Linked DNA regions of Homo sapiens: region 1 is linked to region 2. The links are chromatin loops, found by intact Hi-C in ENCODE. Cell type or tissue: Caco-2. All regions are shown on one strand.

The links. Peaks named below come from ENCODE experiments on the same cell type or tissue, not always from the same donor. Only the 100,000 strongest peaks of a DNase experiment are listed, where the experiment ranks them.
Region 1: a loop joins it to region 2, with 12 times the contacts of the local background. A loop is called at or near these places in 2 of 110 quality-filtered maps.

Annotation. Positions count from the first base shown.
Region 1 is chr4:142,439,059-142,447,058 of GRCh38, forward strand. All of the region lies in intron 3 of INPP4B (inositol polyphosphate-4-phosphatase type II B), which reads right to left. Among named protein-coding and RNA genes, the nearest start is that of INPP4B, 400 kb to the right of the region's middle. In Caco-2, no CTCF peak of the experiment used is centred here; no DNase peak of the experiment used is centred here.
Region 2 is chr4:142,564,307-142,572,306 of GRCh38, forward strand. All of the region lies in intron 2 of INPP4B (inositol polyphosphate-4-phosphatase type II B), which reads right to left. It overlaps LOC101927613 (a long non-coding RNA gene), which reads left to right. Exons shown (of 3, transcript XR_007058285.1): 1 at 1-1,884. Among named protein-coding and RNA genes, the nearest start is that of INPP4B, 280 kb to the right of the region's middle. In Caco-2, no CTCF peak of the experiment used is centred here; a DNase peak (open chromatin) is centred at 3,095; H3K4me3 peaks cover 461 bases.

The DNA of each region.
Region 1 (8,000 bases), 130 kb before region 2:
TACAGGTGTCTGAGCCTCGAGCCTCCATGTCTGCAGAATACTCCAAGGTCCTCAGGGAAGCCATGTGCCTCCTAGATCGCTCCAAGTGCCTACACATGGCAGAAGTATTATAGTCAGGCCATTTCTGCCTGTTGCGGGATTTTGCTAACAAGCAATCTTTGTTCTGGGGCTCCCCATCAGCTTGGCCAAGACTTTCTTAAAGCTGTACTATAGTCTGAGGCTCTTCCTGTGTAATTCTCCCCCTTCCGTCTCTGTGTGGAAGTGTCATACAGGTGTATTACAGTCTGAAGATTCTCCCACCCTGCTCTCTCACCTTTATCCTTCTCAAGTGTCCTCCCAATAAATCTTTTGCATGTCTCATTTCATCTTGGCATCTGTTTCTGAAAGACCCAAACTGACACAAACACTTAGTAAACACTACTATGGGAATATATTCCCTCCTTCATGGATTCTTTCACATTTTATTAATTTATGTACCTATCTATATGTGTGTGTATTTATTTGGGCTGATTCTTGACAGAACAGAAATTCTGAGACATGAACAAAAGAATGCACAAAGTCAAGAGTTTAATCAATTTTTCCTCCTATGAAGCAGCATACAAGTAAGAAAGAAACTCTCTAATGTTGGTATTCCCTATCAGCTTCTAGCCAAAATTTAAAACTCTCTCTGAGCCAGTTATGGAGTTGAGTTGATGACAACCTATGATATCAAATATGCAGAAGAAACGGGTCACATTACACCCAATGGCTTTCTACATTCCATTCTATCATCCTCAGATACATTCCTAATTGACATACCTTCAAATTCTATGGGCCAGGTTTAAGTGCCACCTCATCCATGATGACTTCTCTTTCTTCAGCTGAAAGCAATACCATGCTCTCCTAAGTTCCCCTAGTAACTTATCTCACATAATTTATTACTGTTTATTTTCTACTTTATAGATATACATTTTTTCCTCTGCTTTTTAATAAAATAACTCTGTCAGAACGTAAATTTGATTCTCTTATTTCCCCATAGCAACAAGATTGATTCCAATAAGCACTAGATAAATCTATTCATCCATTTATTGTATAAACAAACATTTATTAAGAAGTCACCATGTGCAAGGCACTGAGCACACAGAAATAACTAACTTAGGATTGGCCTTTAAAAGAATTCAGTCTTAGTAGGAGGAAATCAAATGAATAGTTACAGTGGAATGTGATAACTGCCATGAAAGGGATATTATCAGAGTATAGGGCAGAAGGAAAGAGCACCAAATAAGGGCTCAAATAAATCCAGGATGACTGCATGGAAGAGGCTCCAGGAAGTGAACTACGTGAAGGGGAGAGTCCTGGCAATTCTAGGCCAACGGAGCAGCAGGAATGAAAGATGTGGGAAAATAAGAATATGACAAGTCAGAGAATTGCAAATAGTTCAGTTTGGCTAAATCCAAGATGTTGGTTTTCCTAATGTTTTTTATCCTGTCAATGAAATTTTTTCATATGAAATATAATGGCTTATATGTAAAACAGATAAAAGCAGAGCTGCTCTGTTTGGTGTGGGCTGGGAAATACAAGCCCTATTAACCCCCTGCCCGTCATTCACTCCTTGCCTTCACTTTTTCTCTCATGGAGCTTTAAAAATACATTCTTAGAACTCAATTTGAAAACTTTGAGTCTCCTTCTTTTTTAAAATAAATACATTTTATTGTGTATATTTAAGATATGCACATGACGTTATAAGATACACATATATGGCAAAATAGTTACTATGGTGGAACAAATTAACATATTCATCATCTTATTCATTTACCTATTTTGGCCCCTGTGGCAAGAGCAGCTATAATCTACTCATTTAGCAAAAATGCTGAATAAAATACTATTATTAAGCACTGTCCTCATGTTGTCCATTAGATTTTTGTGTGTATGGTGGTGGTTATTCCTTATCTGAGATGAGAATTGCTTCCAGAGAAAAACTAGCAAGACAAGCGGAGATCAGAGAAAAAGCTTGAAGGCCAGGCTAGAGAGAATAAGCTTAATTATGAGAGCAGAAAGAAGCCACATTAGATATACTTAAGCAAGAGAGTGACATGATCATACGTGAATTTTAGAAAATCCACTACAGTGTCAAAAAGTAAAGACTGTACTGAAAGGTGGTAGCTTGATAAGAAAAGCAACCTATTTAGAGGTTAATATTCAAGGAAAATAAAATAATAATGAGGGTTAAGCCAAGATAGAAGTATATGATTAGAGAACAGAATCTAGATTCTAAGTTATTAAATAGAATTACCTGATGTTGGTGATAGAATTAGATGTGATATCAGAGGTGAATTCATGCAAAAGAGAAAGATCATGCTACCTAGTAAATTACAAGCCACTAACCTATCAGGAGAGAATAAAAGGAATTTTAGTCAAGGATAGTTAATTTAGTTTTACTCATGTTGTTCTGAGGTGCCTTAGAAACACACATGGGTCTAAATTTTCTGGAGAAATATTAAGTCTAGAGAAGTATCTTTGGTTAAGTGTATTTGGCTAATGGTTAAAACCAAATAATTCATGAAGTCACTAAAAAAATGCATATAGTGAGAAGAAGAGAGGGCTGAGGAATTAATCTTAAGGTGCAAAAATATTTAAGGGGACAAGAAAAGAAGTTAGTTGGAAAAGGCATGGTCAGTGATGGGAGGAGCAGCAGGTAGGAAGAACAGAGGGAACAGTGTCATCACTCTACTTAGCTGATATTTCTCAAGCAGATAAGGCCACTGAGTTAAGAAATAGCTTTTTTTTTTTTTTTAATAATTGGGATACATAAGCACATTTAAATGCTGAAGTAACATGGCCAGAAAAGAGAGAGAGAGAGAAATAGAATTGAACATTAAGGAGATACAAGCAAGGCAAAATCCAGGTGGTACAATCCACTATAATTAAAGAAAGGAAGGTGAGTAGAAAATGATGCATGATCTGAAATTGATGATGCTCTTACCAATGGCTTTATTTTTTTTCTTAAATAAAAAAGCATATTTATGAACTCAATGTAGAAAAAGATTTTTCAACCCAACTTCAAAAGCATAGACCATAAGAAAAACATGGGCCAGGCACGGTGGCTCACGCCTACCTGTAATCCCAGCACTTTGGGAGGCTGAGGTGGGTGGATCATGAGGTCAGGAGTTCGAGACCAGCCTGGCCAACATGGTGAAATGCCATCTCCACCAAAAAATACAGAAATTAGCTGGACGTGGTGGCATGTGCCTGTAATCCCAGCTATATGGGTGGCTGAGGCAGGAGAATTGCTTGAACCCGGGAGGCGGAGGTTGCAGTGAGCCAAGATCATGCCACTGCACTCCAGCCTGGGCAACAGAGCAAGACTCCATCTCAAAAAAAAAAAAAAAAAAAGAGAGAGAAGAAAAAAATAAAAAGATGAATAAATCTGACTACTTTAAAATTAAATGTTCTGTGGGCAAAAGATGTCATAAAAAGTGAGGAAACAAACCACGGACTAGGAAAATATATTTGTCACATAGAAGGTACCAGTTTCCATTTAGGATGTACAAAGATATAAAAGAATGACTCCCACCCTAACTTCAAGGAAAACTTAAATGATGCATGAAATCATAAGTTTTCCTTAACTAGTAAAACAGATGAGGTCTCAGGGCAACCAACTAGTTGGATACCTAAGGAAATTTACATGTCTCCATGGAGCAGAGCATGGTAGGAAGATATGTCAGGCACTGTATTAGTCTGTTCTCACACTGATAATAAAGACATACCTGAGACTGGGTAATTTATAAAGAAAAGAGGTTTAATGGACTCAAAGTTCCATACAGCTGGGGAGGCTTCACAATCATGGTGGAAGGCAAAGAAGAAACAAAGGCACATCTTACATGGCAGCAGGCAAGGGAGAGCTTGTGCAGGGGAACTCCCATTTATAAAACCATCAGATCTCGTGAGACTTATTCACTACCATGGGAACAGTATGGGGGAAACTGACCCCATGATTCAATTATCTCCACCTGGCTCTGCCCTTGACACATAGGGATTATTACAATTCAAGGTAAGATTTGGGTAGGGATACAACCAAACCATATCAGACCTCAAAAAACCTGGTAATAAGAATTCAGCCAAAATATATAATGTCATCTGTGGGCTAGCATGAGAATATAACACTCCTGAGAGCCTTTACTCAAGAGTATTCTGCACTGACTAAAGGGTCTTCTTTATGGACCTCACCCAAATGCCCATGAGAATGATTGGAAGCAGAGTGGGTGCCTGGAGAAAGTGTCCCTTTGAGGTACATGCCTGCTGAAGGGGAACAGCAGTAATTGCAGGAAAAGTACAAAGACCCACTTGGATCCTCTTTCCTACAGAACAAAAATGACAGACCCTGCTGACCTTAGGTGAAGACTCATTGAAATTAGAAAGGGAGGAGCAGTAAATCTTCCTGGGATGACACCACTAGAGATCCTCTGATCCTTTATTACTATAGAGTGATCGGATCACTGAGAAAGTCCCACCCCAAGACCCAAGAACATCGGGCCTGTCTACAACCAAGCATGAAAGATGACGATAGAGAATGCCTCTGCCCCCGCCACCAGGCTGAGACACCAAGAAACAGGTGACAGAAGGCTACCTCCCACCAGAGGGGGCATGCAAGCACAAATAATGAACCTCTCTCAGGTAGAAACTTCCAAGAAAGCTTAAAGTAGAGAGTGGAGAGTGGAGAGCAGTCTCCAGGCATCTAAACCGCACTCTAAGCACAATTTAATATTAAAGTAGAATAAAGAGGGGAGGAAGAAGAGAAGAAGATAAAGGAGAGGGAGAAAGAAGAGGAAGAGAAGGAAAAGTGGGGCAGAAGAGGAGAAGGATGAAAAAGTGTCAAAAGCAAAAGCAAAAAAATAATATGTACATATATACCAAGAGACCCAGACTCAGATATTACCCAGGTATTAGAACTAACAGAAAGGGAATATGCTAAAAACTCTAGTGGAAAAAGTGGAGAAGTTGCATGACCAGATGGGGAATTTTAGCAGAGATAGAAGCTATAAGAAAGAATAAAACCAAAATACTAGAAATGTAAATAAAACATAATAACAGAGATGCAGAATGCCTTTGACAGGCTAACCAGTAGGTTTGACACAGGCAAGGAAATAATCAGTGAACTTGAAGATAGTCTAATAGAAATTATCCAGACTTATACATTTAAGTTCCTTGTAGATTTTTGACAGTAGACCTTTGTCAAATGGATAGATTGCAAAAATTTTCTCCCATTCTGTAGGTTGCCAACAAACAACCCCATCAAAAAGTGTGGGCGTAGGATATGAACAGAGACTTCTCAAAATAAGACATTTATGTGGCCAACCAACATGAAAAAAACCTCATCTTTACTGGTCATTAGAGAAATTCAAATCAAAACCACAATGAGATATCATCTCACACCAGCTAGAATGTTGATCATTAAAAAGTCAGGAAACAACAGATGCTGGAGAGGATGAAGAAAAATTTACACTCCCACCACACTGTTGGTGGGAGTGTAAATTAGTTCAACCACTGTAGAAGACAGTGTGGCGATTCCTCAAGGATCTAGAACCAGAAATACCATTTGACCCAGCAATTCCATTACTGGGTATATACCCAAAGGATTATAAATTATTCTACTATAAAGACACATGCACATGTATGTTTACTGCAGCACTATTCACAATAGCAAAGACTTGGATCCAACCCAAATGCCCATCAATGATAAACTGGATAAAGAAAATGTGGCACATAAACACCATGGAAGAGTATGCAGCCACAAAAAGAAAAAAAAGAATGAGTTTATTTCCTTTGCAGGGATATGGACGAAGCTGGAAACCATCATTCTCAGCAAACACACAGCCACGAAAAACCAAACACCACATGTTCTCACTCATAAGTGGGAGTTGAACAATGAGAACAAACAGACACAGAGAGGGGAACATCACACACCAGGGCCTGTCAGGGTGTGGAGGCCAAGGGGAGGGAGAGCATTAGGACAAATAGCTAATGCATATGGGGCTTAAAACCTGGATGACTGCTTGATGGGTGCAGCAAACCACCATGGCACATGTATACCTATGTAACAAACCTACACGTTCTGCACATATATCCCAGAACTTAAATTATAATAAAAAAAGAAAAAAAAATTATCCAGACTTAAACACAAAGAGTGAAAAAGCACGATAAGCAAAAAAGCATAAAAGAGATCCACAGTAGACTGTGACAATTCAAGCAGTCTAGTACATATGTTATTTGAATCTTAGAAGAAAAAATAGAAAAGAATAATTATTTGAACAGATAATGACTGAATTTGCAAAAATACTGAAAAACAACAAATACAAGAACAAAACGTCAAGAAAACTGGTGTGGCCACATCAATGTCAGACAAAATAGATTTCACATTAAGGAATACTAACATGCACATTATATAATTATAAAATGGTTAATTCATCAAGAAGACATTACGATCTTAAATGTGAATGTACCTAAAAATTTCATAACAGATGAAGCAAAAACTGACAGAAGTGAAATAGACAAATCCACAATACTTGAGGACACAAACATTCCTCTAATTGTCAGAGTAAACAGAAAATCAGTGAGGATATAAAATACTTAGACAACACTACCAACAACTTGACCTAACTGACACTTATAAAATGCTCTGCCTAACAATAGAGTACATATTTTTTCAAAGTGCTTATGGAATATTCACTAAGACAGCTTCTATGCTGACTCATAAAAGAAACCTTAACAAATTTAAAATAAATGAAATCATAACAAGTGCATTTTCTGACCACAAGGAGATTGAACTAGAAATAACTAACAAACATATCTAGAATATTTCAAAATATTTGAAAATTAAACAATATACTTTCAAGTAATTGATAAAGCAAAAAGAAAGTCACAAAGAACATTTATATTTATTTGAACCAAAATAAAATCACTAAACTATATATCAAAATATGCTTGGAGGAAAATTTGTTGTATTAAATGTTTATGTCAGAAAAGAAGGTCTCAAATCAATTATCTAAGCTTTTACTTCATAACTAGAAAAAGGGCAAATTAAATCTAAAACAAGCAGGATAAAAAAAATGTGTCATAAACATAGCTGATGAAGATTTATTTTCCAGAATATATTAATCATGTGAGCAAATCAATATAAAGTAAAAACAATGGGAAAAAAACTATCAATATATAAAAACAAGTAATTCAAATATATTAAACACAAATTACCCAGAAACATATTAAATGATTATCAACTTCACTAGTATCAGGGAAATGTAAACTAAAACCAAATTATATATAAAATATAACCATCAATAAGTAAATATTTTAGTTTCAAAACCTCAAATATTGATGAAGATTTAGAGTAACATAAACTTTTATAAACTGCAGCTACTCCAAACACAATGAAAAATAATTTGGTGATATCCAGTAAAGTTAAAAAGTAATTTCACTTCTAAGCATATAATGTAGATAAACTCTTACAAATGCATATCAAAAGATAATTAGGAGAATGTTCATAGCAAATCAAGTTCTAATAAAATATTGAAAACAGGCTAAGTGTCCATCAACAAGAAGGTAGATAATATTGTGATTTATTCATTCTTTACAGTAGAGAAAATGAGGAGCTCTTCATTTTATGAAGCAACATAGATAAACTTCACAAAGTACTGAGAAAAGAGGAGTGAGTGGCAGGAAGGCAGACAGAGAGAGAGACGATGGCACTTACAGACATTATTAAACACTGTAAAACAATACTCTTTGGTTCTATAGCTTGGTGCAAAAGTAATTGCTAATTTTGCCACTAAAAATAACCTAATATATTGCTTAAGGCTACATACACAAGAGGTACATTACAGAGAAATTAAGGAGGGGCATGATAAATGTGATCAGGGAAGGGAACAAGTATTCTTCAACTCTATCAGGAAAGTTTTATTTCTTAAAACGGGTAATAGGAAAAAAAGTTTTTCTTTATATCTGTTATGTTTTAAATAGTCATTATG
Region 2 (8,000 bases):
ATCAAGTGAAGTAAGGTGGGACAGTTATGTCAGGCAGAGGAAATGATAAAGGTATAAAGAAGTAAAATAGCAAGGCATAAGCAGAGAGGTACAGGAATTTATAGTAGAAAAATGTAGTGTCTTAAGGAATGGCAAAAAAAAAAAAAAAGAAAGAAAGAAAGAAAGAAAGAAAAAAAAGAAACTCAGCAGTTAATAAGAACCAGACCATGGAAGACTGGAGGCTCCCATAAATATCTTGGATTGAAGTATATTGATAAAGGCTTAGGCCAGTAGTCCTCAAACAGTAGGGTACATGAAAATGATCTGAATAGAACTTTTGAGGACTCTCTTACCCATAAATTAAGATTCAGCAAGTTTTTGATGGAGCCCAGACTTTGGGCTTTAAATTTTTAAATTTTACATTTTTAATATGGAATGTTGGAGTATCTGATGCAGGTTGTTCATGGACCACACTTTGAAAAATATTACTGTAGGGAATGGGAGGAGTCCAGTAGTGGTTTAAAAAAATGGAGTAACTCAGGCACTCTCATATTATTTTCAGGTCAGTATTTAAGACTGATTTTTCTTAAATCAGTCTCTGGTATGGACAAAATATATAAGGTTATAATATAATATGGAATATTACTTAGTCTATAGAACATATTCAAATTTCTCCAATTGTTCCACCAATGCTCTTTTTTGGATCAGGATCCAATCCAAACACACACTTCGCATTTAGTTGTCATGTTTCCTTAGCGTTCTTTAATATGAAACAGTTCCTCAGTCTTTCTTTGTGTTTTATGACCTTGACGATTTTCATGAGTACTGGCCAGGTATTCTGGATGCCCTTGCACCAATGAGCCCAGCTGATTCCCAGACTTTGGTTTCTAAATACCACTCTCCAATATAAGAAAACTATGGCTCCTTGGAGAAACAGCTGAATCCAGGGCTGAAGGAGAAAAAATAAGATGAGCCTGAAATATTTTGTGCTAGAAAATACCAAAGAGTTAAAAAGAAAGAAAGAAAGAATAGGCACATTTCAAAAAGACAAAGTAGCCAACTTGATTGGTGATCCTAAAGGTCAAATACAGAAACACTGAATAACAAAATAAATCTTGATCATAAGGGATTATAACCTGTGGAATAACGTAAGGGTTCATGTGTCTGTACTAACACAAATAAGTGAGTGAACAAATGAATGAATGAATAAGTAAAGGAGAAAAGAAAACTTTTCCTTACTATAAAACTACAACTTGTTTCTAAGTTAAGGAATTATTGAACCAGAAAATTACCATTTGGCAAACACCACAGTAATAGTTGTTTCAGGCAAGAATCATTAACGGATACTAAAATTAGTGGCAAAGGTGTGATAAATTACAGGATATTTAAATTCTCTCAAATTATTTTCCCATGAGATACTTATAGAGTACAAAGAAATATAGTGCCTTTGTAGTGAAGAAATCTGGCAAACACCACCCTCCCCAAGTGATCAAAGTTAACATTTTCAGTAATGGAATAAATTGACATCAAGAGTCTTCGGATAAGACATGTTGATAAGGTCACAACCTCACTTTCTGGTATCCTTGCCAAAAATGCAAAACTGAATTTAAATATGAGAAAACATCAGAGGAAGTGCATTGACTGTCAGAGCCTCATCGACCTAGTATAAGAGACACACCAACGTACGTACACTCATATGTGTTAGAGGCACTTTCAGTTTGGCATTCATTCAGTTCACAAAGAGATCCATTTAAAGACTTTACAACGTACGTACACTCATATGTGTTAGAGGCACTTTCAGTTTGGCCTTCATTCAGTTCACAAAGAGATCCATTTAAAGACTTTACAGAAGAAAAATGACAGGATGAAAACTGTGCCTCGAGGAGATTAAACTGGAAGCAGAAGGTAGGATACAAAATGAAGGGGGTGGAAATGAAAGCTATGGAAGGCATTGATGCCTGTAAGTGATCTATTACATTATTTCAGGCACATAGTCATAATAATCTCAACCAGAGTAATGGCCATAGAAATGGAGAAAAGGAAAGTTAACACAGAAATAATATGAAGAATAATGGCAATGATTTTTGCATTGAATGTGAAGGAGATGTAAAAGGAGGGGAAAAAAGAGTCTTATTTACTAAACAGGGCACCTGGGTGTCTATGCAGAAGGTGAGTCAATGGAAGCAGAAGGAATGTGATCCTGTACTTTCAAAGAAGGGAGTTCTGTTTCAGGCAGATATTTGAAGGTATTATTGAGATATCCTAAAGAGAATGTCTAGTAGGCAGCAGAAAAGGTGAGATTGCTATCTGGGAAAGAGGGATAACACATAGGAATGATTGCCTTTGATGTGACACTTGGTTTACAGAGAATATGTAACTTGTCCAGTGTTACAAAGCCAGTAAAAGGCACAATCAGTATTTAAACCCCACTTCTAGGTTCAGAAGTTTCTTTGGCCCATATAATGTTCTGTGTGTATTGGGACTCTCCAGGAGGTTGAAAAGAACTGTAAACCTCTATTACTATCAGTTTCTAAGTGCACAATTAGACTTATGTGCAAAGTTATAACCAGCTCATTTTTTAAAAAAGCAAAAGAATAAGTGAAGCTCTCTTTTCATCTGTGAGTTCCATTGGGCTTTATATAGAAGTAAGGACTACGTTCAGAGCCTTGTAAGGTTTTTGATAGTCACGTGATTGACTGTCAGAGCCTGGTCCATCTCAGAGACCATCCCCTCAAACGCTATCCTTTTACACATCAGGTATCTGATCCTGCACATTCAAATATTTATATGTAGGTTAGATGGGAAAGACATTGGTATAATTAATTTAATTTTCACTAGGTCTCAGCCTATTTTAAGAGCAGTCAGGAGCTAGAGTTTTCGGTCTTCATTTCCTATATAAATTGGCAAAAGTGTTGCATTCTGAATAACTATACTGTAGAAGTACATCGTCCTTTGAATAAATTCGAATCCATACACAGCAACACAACTGAGGTCAGGTCAGAGGGTGGGCAGAAGACCCATCACTTCACACACTGGGTCCGAGAGCACAGCTGCCCTGACAGGAAAGGAGGGGCAGGGCAGATGTCGCTGATCACTAACTACAACTAGTCACTCTTCCAGTAGTTCCCTCCCAGTGGGTGGTGAAAGTTGTTCTTTAGCTCATTATCTCCCCCTTCAGCCTTCCGATAAAGGAAGATGATGAAGTTAAAAGAAGCAGGGAGGCTCAGCCCCTCTGTAGAAAAGGTAGAATGAACAAGAGAAGTATCCTTCATTTTAGGTAATACATGAAAATGTTGAATAAATATATGCTGAAATAAGTAAGTTTATCTCAATAAATATTTTTTCTTATTTCTGATACCTGTAATAACAGTGAAATAGATATATACATATGGGAAAAGGTACACTTTAAAAAGCATATCTCCTACATAAACACAGCACTTTGTAAATCACCACAGCCAAAGTAATCACATTCTTAAATAAGAATGTGAGTTCATTACATACTGTAAGGAAGGTTTTTCATTATTGCTCTTTATTTACTTACGCTCCTGTAAATGAATAAGAAAAAAAGAAAACCATTTCCAATTCAAGTAGTCTCAAGGCATACTCTAGCTGCTTGCAATTAAAACACAAATTTACCTAAGACATTGCTTGGCTCAAACAATCATATTTTTCAAATAGTTCATGAGATTTGTTAATAAGAGCTGAATGCTTTGGAACAGAGCAAGGCTTCAATTAAAGGATTACAGTTCCAGAGCTAAACTGGGAGAGACTGTGAGCTCAAGGCTGAACCTTTCCCCTCTGCATTCTTTCCCTCTGATTCTAGTTTGGCTTTGATTATTCTTTCCCCTTTTCCTTTCTTTTTTTATTCTTTTTTTTTTTTCCACTTGCTGCTGGACAGAATTATAAATTACAGGGAGAAAGAGCAGTCTGATCTTACCAAGGAAGTTCTTTTTCTCAAGTCGTTTCTTTCGTTTTCAAGGTGTTTCCCAACTCTGGCCTTACTTTGTAAGACCTGAAACTTCATCACTTCTGGTAACTTACCAAGGTCCAAAGTCTGCCACAGAACTACCTGAAGGCTTGAATCACCCAGATATCGGCTTGCTGGCATGGAACTCTTCTTGTTTTTCTTCATATACAAATAGGATTTAGAAATGTTTAAGCAATAATTAAATGAAGAAATAAGGAAAAGATTTAGATATTGGACTTCATTGTTATCATCACCATTTCCTTATTCACTTTATTTTATATCATGTACATATCTAAGTATCCAAAGAAGTTAATGAAACATGAGTACTTAATGTATTTTTCCAAAAATATCCAAATTAGAACTGTGACAAGTCTCAAAATAAGGTCTCTTTGCCATCACTGATATATTGAGAGCAGAAAAAAATACATTAATAATCCTGTTAGATAATCATGGATATAATTAACAGCTACAAAGATGATATTACTTGATAGGATATATTTCAATATACAATTTAGCGCCACTCAGGATTGAAGCAGAATTGCTTCTCTGTTGGAAAAAGTATCAAATAGATATTTTTAACTTCTCAGTAGGTGATAATTTAGTAGCTCAGAGAAATATTTTATAGGCATATGGAACAAATTAGTATGGTAATTGCAAATGGATTATTAATACTGACAAGTCATAAGACTTAACCTTTTCAAATGTAACTGCTGAGACTAGAATTTAAACTAAACATTGTGATGTTTACCTAAAATGTTTTAGATAAATCAGAGATAAGATTAACAAATTACTTAAATATACTATGTAAATTTTTAGCCTGTATGAATAATAATGGGAAATAATATTTGCTACATTGCACACAATTGTACACACATACACAGTCTGTCTCTCTGCCTTACAAAAAAGTAGAAACAAAAGTTTTGGGGATAATATCAGCATCTAAGAAATATAATATAAAAATATCACATTATTGGAAACCAGTACACAAAAATGAAAAGCAAATGAATATGCAAAATATCTACCACTGCAAATAAACATGGATTTTTTTTTTTTTTGCTAAAAACAACATATTCCTCTCTATGTTGAAATATGTTTCTACCCCACAAAGGAGTGGTTTGCTTGCTTTTGCTTATTAACAGCCAACCATGTAGTGCTAAGCATGTGCCAAGTCTGTTCTAAGTGTTTCATAAATGTTAAATCACTGAATTTGCATAACAAACAAACCTATGAGGTGAACTCTGTTATCATGACTACTTTACAGAAGGGAGAAACTGGGCAAAAGAGATAGGACTGAAACTCAGGCAGTCTCTAACGGGATCTCTACCCTTGACACCGTGTATGCTGGTGATTAGCTCCTTTCTCTGCAATGTAGTTGTAAAAATTTCTCTAAGGTATAGATAACTCAAAATTGAGGATTATATTCTAAGAAGATTCATTGCAATGTAAAAGTTATCACTAACATCCAAATTCGCATTCTGATAGCTCATTGAATTTGTGCTTTCTTCCCTGAAAAGCTTTCATATAAAACAAAGGTCCGCATGAAAAATGAAGGATGCTTTCCTCTTACCACTGACAAAGAATACAGTGATTAGATACATTAAAAATTCATATATTTAACAAATGCCACCTCTCATACATAAATTTTCTGTGTGTACAAAATACATAGGTAATAAAATAAAATCAACATTATTTTTCTTCCATTCCTCCTCCAATATAATTTATTGACTTAGTTGAGTAGCTAGGTGCAAGAATCAACAAGAACCCCTCTTCCAAAAATGCAGGAAGTAGAGAATAAACACAACTAAAGAGAAAAATTAGTTTGTGCCTCCCTATTGAGAATAACAATATATACTTAAGAAGTCACATCATTTTTCTGTGTCTATGAACCAACAGAAATAAACTAACATTGCTTCTTTATGTATTTCATTTCACACTCAATAATAAAGTGAGTTTCAATGACATTAATAATATGTTCTCTTGGTAAACAACCATATCCCAAGAGCCTCATATTCTTCCTCTTTTTTTAAATCCCTGAACATTCATTTGAAAATTAACTTACAGCTCTTATTACACTTGTTCCTATAGCCACTGAAAATTTTCAGCACAATAAAAAAATTAAGTAATATTTTACTGTATTTTTTTTTCCATTGGGAAGTAATAGGGGTAACATTTCTTAAAGTGTTTTAATTGGGTAGGGAAGGAGTAAAATACAAATGGAAAGTTTGGTTGAAAAATAATTTTTAGTTAATTTGAGTGGGGAGATAATACCCTACAATTGACTATAAGCTACATGAAGGCACGATCTGACTTGATTCTGAACTTGATAAGAAATCTAACACCCAGAAGATGCTCTATAATTAAGCCATTTAAAGTATATTTAAAGAAGAATAAAAAAATTTGTTAGCAATTTTTAAACAATCTAACTCATTTTAACTGTTTTTTTCAAATAACAAAATGCTTTTACAGACCTCAGATGAACTCGGAATCATAGATTTCACCACCCATTGCATACCTGTAGCACACCCAACCCTAATGTTAATGAATTTTACTTCCCTTCTCCTTTCATGTCAAGCCTAATTTCTTTTTTGCTACATCTCATCAACCCCACTTTCACCCCTAAGACATATTAATATTTTACCCTATAAAAACCCAAAGTCTACCATCAGACCTTCTTTCTTATTCTAAGGTTGCATCTTATAATTGCCTTGCTGTTTTTCTCCCTGGCTCCCATTAAAAAGTATCCTTTCATGACCCTACCCCTACCTCATGAAATTACCCTTTCATGAGACTATCCCAAAGAATTCCAGGAGTCCTCACTCAGTCTTTTCATGTTTCTCAAAAAAAAAAAAAAAAAAAAGAGCATGGAGTGGGGCAGAAGGTGAAGAGGAAAAGAGGAAGAGGGCCTTGGCACCCCCAGAAAAGCTTCCAATCCACCCAGCTCCTGCCTTTATTTTTCTCTTCTCTTCCTCCCACTCATTTTTAATCTGGATCCCACACCTTGACTTACAACCCCAGCAACCTAGTTATCCTGAGCAATTTAAAAAAATGTTTTAAATTTGTGTAAAGATGTAAAACTTGATGTTTTGATATACATGTATACAGTGAAATGATTACTGTAGTCAAGCAAATTAACCTATCCATTAACTTCCATTTAATTTGGTTATATGAAAGAAGTCAGCTAATCATTATTCACATATACTGATTAACATTTATCCTTAAAGTAGGCCAGTAATGATTATATATAATCATAAATGCCGGAGAAACTTTGTTCTGAGTTTCACTTAATAACAATACTTTATTCTTACTACATGTCCTCAGTCTTTATAAATTCTTGCATAAGCAGCATAATTATCTCCTTGCAATAAAAAAGCAAAAAATAATTTTATTTCACATCTATCTATAGACTGGAAACATTGTCCCAAAAAATGAAAAAGTAAGTTTTGCTAACAATTATAGAATTAAATAAAATGATATTTTGAGGGTTTTGGCAAAGAATGGCAAAGAGTCAATTTGAATAAGATTATTCCAAAAGTAAACAGAGCACAAGTTATTTATTTTTTTTTGAGACCCATATTTTAGCCAATTGGTATTTTTGAAGGCTATATTGTTATTCAGTATTTAGCAGTGCCTGGTATATAGAAAGCACTCAGTAAATATTTGCAAATTAAATAAATCAGCGAATAAATGAATAAATTGCTTTTTTGGTTTGTACCAGGGTTACTAAAATAAGTTTGTGAATATTTCGCCATTTTTTTCCATTCTTCAGTTGCATATTGCTGCTCCATAGACAGCCAATGCTAAAGATTCATTTCTTGGATTGTCAGTAGTAGGTCTCATTACTTTTATCTTCTCTTTCCAAAGCCGTTTGTGTCTTTGAAGATTGCTTGTCACACTGCTCTGCTGTTGAATTCAATTAGGTCTATAAAGCTCTGTATCACTGGCATGTAAAACTATGAAATTCTGCTCAACAGCTAAAGTGCAAGGATATGATTTTACCTCAAGTTTCCTGAGAAGTGCTGAGCATTGGCACATTTGTGTCACCCACAGAAAGAAC